Linked DNA regions of Homo sapiens: region 1 is linked to region 2. A link is a loop called in an ENCODE intact Hi-C map of the cell type or tissue named here. Cell type or tissue: HepG2. All regions are shown on one strand. Each heading gives the region's core, and the rest is flanking DNA. Links, peaks and the distances in the headings are about the cores only. Region 1 has its middle 170 kb from the start of MIR5702. Region 2 has its middle 99 kb from the start of MIR5702.

Region 1 (2,926 bases), core at 309-2,808, 76 kb before region 2:
AAAAGTGACTGTTATTTTATTTTACCTTTTGAGAATAATGACTTTGATTTGAAATGAGAAAATAAATAATAATATTTCTAAGCTTTGCCGTAACACAGTTTCAAAACAAAAATTAAACCGTCCTGCTCAGGTACCTATTAAATTTTTCAGGTCTTAGAAGAAAGAAGCACAGTAATTATAATTGCAGACTCTACGAAAGACTTAAAAGTCAAACAAACCAAAAAGAATCATAACTTTTTAAAGAGGTTCTCAAGGGTTTTCCAGAATAAAAAAAAGTGATTATGAGTGAGTTTGTGTTTGGATTTGATTTTCATCCTGCAGGAGTGAACATTAAACCAAAAATACATATATCTTGGAGGAAAAGCTGCAGCTTCTTTCCCCAACTGTCTGAATGCTCTAATGTCAGATTTTTCAAATTCTTCTCTACCTTGGAGGAATCAGATATTTCCAGGAGCACCAGGATGGATGCTTTTCTTTTCAGCAAGACTTCAATTGTCTACCTGTTTATATAGGAGAAGCTCTGTAATTTAATCTCCACCACAGAAGACAATCATTATGATTAAATGAGGCGCTGGTTTAACAAGGTACACCTAATAGGCACTTCTGCTCATCAGATCTTGCACAAACAACATTCTTTCATTGTGCAACATGTAAAATAACTTCTTCGTCCTGTTGTAGCCTCTGACACTAGGCACAGCATGCTACCTCTCGACTGACTTTTCACTGGAAAGCAGAAAAGACATCACTCTGTCCTAGAGACCGTGGCCTCTGTTCATGTAGCCTGTATGAAAGCAGGAAAGGGAGACATTTTTTCCACTGTTTGCACTCACTGCGGGATTTGGGGTATACCACACAACAGAGGACATGTCTCTCTAAGCACAGGATGAAAAGAATGTGCCTCAGAGAACACAGCTTTTTTGCAAACTCAATTGGTTTACCCAGTTTATATATTATAAATTTTGTCTCCATTATCCTCTTATTCAAACAGATGCATGTGCACACACACACACACACGCACACACACACAAATTGGAAGAAAGTCAGCCAAAACCAAAAAGACCCTGTAGAGAAGCAAAAGCAAATGAAAGGAAGACAAAGCTTTAAAAAGAGGAGAAACAAATGTTAAAAGGGATCACAACCCAGGTTAAGAATCCTAGAAAAGGGAAAGCAAAATATTTGAGCACCGTAAAAAGGAAAATATTTCAAAGGAGTGAAAAAACACCCAGCAGAACTGCAGTTCATGAGTGAATTTATGAACTATCACTTCCTTTCAAGCCCATAGGAGGAACACATGGATCAGCTTCTATCTCTCTCTAGTATCTTGGCTGTTTCCATGTTTTTCTCACCATATCTCACATTTTTCTTCATTTGGTAGTTTTTTTGTTTTTTTTTTTTTTCAAACCTCCCTCCTTCTCAGGAGGTGAATAGAAGGTGGCCCCTCTATAAATGACTATTATCCCTTCGGGGTGAGGAATGTGGAAGAACCATGTCAGGAATTCCAAGCAGCCCAACAGCATTAAGCTGAGGCAGAGTTGTTTGCAGAGGGAAAGCGAGAGAGCCTGGACACACGAATAATGGAGCTGATGTCCTCAGAAATCATTGCAGCTTATGTTTCCCATTTAGGTTAAAAAAAAAAAAACTGATAGAGTCACAAACAGGCACTATGAACTTCTAGCATTTCGCTTAGATACAGAACTTATTACTATGTGTTCCTTCCTTCCATTTCAGACTTTGGGGCAAGAGAAGCAGTCACCTCCCAGAATTTTTCAAATCCTGCCTTGTGCAGCAAATATCACAGCTGCACCCCTCCCGTATTATGCATTCATGAGGTAACTCACAGAGGAATGCATTCTTCCCCAAGAGCTGCTTTGCTGGAGTTTCTAGAGTAGAAAAGAATTAAGTGTAGATATGGCAGAGATCCCCAAATTTTATATTAGAAAAGAGAAACCAGAAACCAGACTTAACTGCTTTTATATGTGTGTGTGTGTGTGTGTGTGTGTGTGTGTGTGTGTGAGAGAGAGAGAGAGAGATGGAGATAAATAAAAACATAAACAGGTATAGATAGGTAGATTAGATAGATAGATATATCTAGAAGAAGATCAACAATGTATATGTCAGAGGCATGTGAACCAGAGCAACTCCATCTTGAATAGGGGCTGGGTAAAATGAGGCTGAGACCTATTGGGCTTCATTCCCAGATGGTTAAGGCATTCTAAGTCACAGGATGAGATAGGAGGTCAGCACAGGGTACAAGTCATAAAGACCTTGCTGATAAAACAGGTTGCAGTAAAGAAGCCAGCTAAAACCCACCAAAACCAAGATAGCCACAAGAGTGACCTCTGGTCGTCCTCACTGCTACAATCCCATTAGAGCCATGACAGTTTACAAATGCCATGGCAACGTCAGGACATTACCCTATTGGTCTAAAAAGGGGAGGCATGAATAATCCACCCCTTGTTTAGCATATCATCAAAAAATAACCGTAAAAGTGGGCAGCCAGCAGCCCCCAGGGTTGCTCTGTCTATGGAGTAACCATTCTTTTATTCTTTTACTCTCTTAGTAAACTTGTTTTTGCTTTGCACTGTGGACTTGCCCTGAATTCTTTCTTATGTGAGATCCAAGAACTTTCTCTTGGGGTCCGGATCAGGACCCCTTTCCTGTAACACCTATATGCGTATATATATATATATATATATATATATATATATATATACACACACACACACACACACACACATACATACATACGTGTGTGTGTGTGTATGTATATATATATATAATATATATAAAATATTTCAAAGGAGTGAAAAAACACCCAGCAGAACTGCAGTTCATGAGTGAATTTATGAACTATCATTTCCTTTATCATTTTCTATAACATATATATGTGTAAACATATACACACACATATATATATGTGTGTGTG
Region 2 (2,926 bases), core at 317-2,816:
AAGGGCTGTTGAGTTTTTTAATTGATGAAAACCTTAAGTTCTATATTGGTGGCAGACAGTGGGAAATGCTGAAAAGGCTATCATGCCCGCATGCAGGACTACTGACCATAGTGTTCAGACTCATTCAACCAGCCTTCGGTACTTAGTGCAATGTTCTAGCTTCTGGCAATAGGTAAATGGTCAGTTTCAGGTTTCCATCAGAGTATAGAATTTTCACCTTTTCTGTGTTAAGTGTTTATTTTAGGGGCTGCTAACCAAATGCTATTTTTAAACCAGAAGTTCTGAAGTGGATACTGAAGAAGGAGATTTCCTTTGTCCTCATTACATTATTATTGGTGACAGGTGGACATGGCAATACATTGGCCAGAGCCACCAGATACTCACATTCCTTCTCTGCGAGTGTCATGGAGAATGATAAAAACCGAGACAACTGAAATGCTCTAGCAACACGTTGTGGAGCTGACAAGGAATGAGAGGTAACATCGCTCACAAATCTAGACCAGCATCGCCTGTCTTAGAAGTGTCCTGGGAACAGTTTCTCATCACTGGTCCAGGATAATTCAACTGCTTTTTAGGAGAAAATTTAAGAGAGAACCAGGGTTGTTGTTTTTTTAATCTTTGACAGGAGTTAAGAATAGAAGTTCAACCCAGTATAATAGAATAAAAAATTAATTTAGGAAGCAAGACCAAATACTTAGAAATGTGATTAAGTGATAAGTATCAACTGACTTGAACTGTTCAATTTTGTAATTGTTATGGTAATCTACTATTTCCTTTAGAAAAGATTCTAGGATTCTTCCATTCTGTGTATATATAAAAGTAATCAGGTCAGTTTGAGAAGCATAGTTGCTATAGTTTACAGTTTATCTTTTAGTAATTTCATACAACATCTAAATACTGTACTAACAATAATATGACTCTGGCTGTTTCATTAAGATATTTTTAAGTAGAAAAATGGCCTACCAGCCTCAAATATTTGGGGAAGGGAGCTATTGTCTGTGAAAATTGAAACAAGGCAAATACACACATGCGCACACACGCACTCATATGCACACAACCTTCTCAGAGAAACTTCCATCTCCACATTCAAGTAAGAGTTTGATCCCCTGGACCCTGCCACCTAAGCTGATTTGAACCTGGCTTCATTTCCTCATTTAACTTTGATTTCTAGTATCAGCAAAGCTAAGCATAAGCTGTAATTAAAAGAATAATGCAGGAACAGAGGAGACAAAATAGAAATTGAAAATTAATTAAGATTAAGTAAAATTAGTTTCACTTAATAGGCACACACTAGCCTGTGATGGTAAGCTTATTAGTTCTACTGATGTGAATTCATAAGAGCTTAAAAGGTCTATATTAAGATTCTGTCTTTGAAAACGCTTCTCATTATCAACCCAACTACTTGATGAAACATCCTAGAGGAAAGTCATGTTCTTATTGACTTAAGAGTCTTTTAACACCATGATCATCTCCCAATGTGTATAAATGGAGTGGTCCCAGGGAAAGGTGAACTATGCACAAAAATGTCACAGTAAATATTGCCTCATCTCCCCATCCCCAAGGACATATCTGCCCATGAGAATTTCTAAGTGGTTAAAGTATAAGGTCTTTGTGAAAGTTTTCAACTTTAATGACTCAGGTTTTAGATATGATAGGAACAGGCTGTAATCTTTCTCATAATGAACGATCAATTTTCTTCTCAATGATGAAATAGATGCCTATTCTGTCAGACATTCAAGTAGAGTTTACACTTTCATCTAAAATAAGCATTTTTGTTCTTCACAAGAGCTGAGATTTTTAAAAAATCCATGTGTGCTACCGTGTAATGTAACCATCCTACAGTCTAATAAATTGGCGTTTAAGTGCTCAGTATTTTTTTTAATGTGTGAAAGTTCTATAAAGACCACATTCATCAATACACATAAAAGCCAGGATATTTTCTGGAAAAAAAGAACAAACAAAAATTTTAAAAAACAAAAAAGCATCACCATTTATTTGTAAATCTGTTTCTCAAAAGAGAGAAGCAGGTCTGTTAGCATATGTTTTAACTGTAAGTTGCTTTTTGCAGTGATTTGAACAATGAATCACTTTTTTTCATGTCTAATCGGTAGCAGGTATCTAAAAAGCAATGTGATGAAGAGATACTGTGTTGTGAGTGTCCATTTTATCTTGAAACACATTAGAAATTAACATTAGACATGAGTTTCTCAACAGCATGAGCTAGATAATTCTCTGTAATGGGGGACTGTCCTGTACATCCCTCACCACTACCCAGTAGATAACAGTAGTATCCTGCTGGCTCACCACCAATTGTGATGACCAAAAGTGTGTCTAGACATTTCCAAATGTCCCTTGTGGGAAGCAGGGAGACAGGGGATTACTCCTGGTTGAGAACCACCATCCCAGGGCCCTTGCCAAATTGTGCTTGCTCTGGAAATAAGCAGAGCTCTTTCTTCTTGGTTGAAGAGAATTAACGTATTTGGGTGTCCCTTGCTCAAATGTGTGGTTGGTGCTCACTGCATTTGTGTACTTGCACTTTATCAATTTCAGCCAGTGTGTGACTCTTCGTGATTGGAAGTACAGCCTTTGCTGGTGTTGCAGTGAAGGGCACTTACTGCAGCCAATAACCTCTGTTCAACTGCAGACACAAGTCTCTCAGGGAAAAAAAATAGGTTTAACATCAAGGGAACCAACATTATTCCTCCTAATAGACATTCTTCCCTTGGCTTCTCTCTTTGTTTTCCTTCCCTGTCAACAATTCTTAATGGGAAATCCATATTTTTTCTGTTGGCTATTTCTAGAAGAAAGCTTCAGGTCTACTACTTCCAACTTCACTCCTCTTCCCAGTACTTTTATCCCTTTCCAGTTCAAGCCATGAATTTCACTATAGTGCCCTCTCACGCTGCACACCAGTCTCCCTTCTTAA

Evidence for each region. Peaks named below come from ENCODE experiments on the same cell type or tissue, not always from the same donor. Only the 100,000 strongest peaks of a DNase experiment are listed, where the experiment ranks them.
Region 1: a loop joins it to region 2, with 2.3 times the contacts of the local background. A loop is called at or near these places in 1 of 110 quality-filtered maps.

Annotation. Positions count from the first base shown.
Region 1 is chr2:226,482,648-226,485,573 of GRCh38, forward strand. No RefSeq gene overlaps it. Among named protein-coding and RNA genes, the nearest start is that of MIR5702, 170 kb to the right of the region's middle. RefSeq lists an enhancer at 1,283-1,784. In HepG2, for the core only: no CTCF peak of the experiment used is centred there; a DNase peak (open chromatin) is centred at 1,524.
Region 2 is chr2:226,558,228-226,561,153 of GRCh38, forward strand. No RefSeq gene overlaps it. Among named protein-coding and RNA genes, the nearest start is that of MIR5702, 99 kb to the right of the region's middle. In HepG2, for the core only: no CTCF peak of the experiment used is centred there; a DNase peak (open chromatin) is centred at 1,534.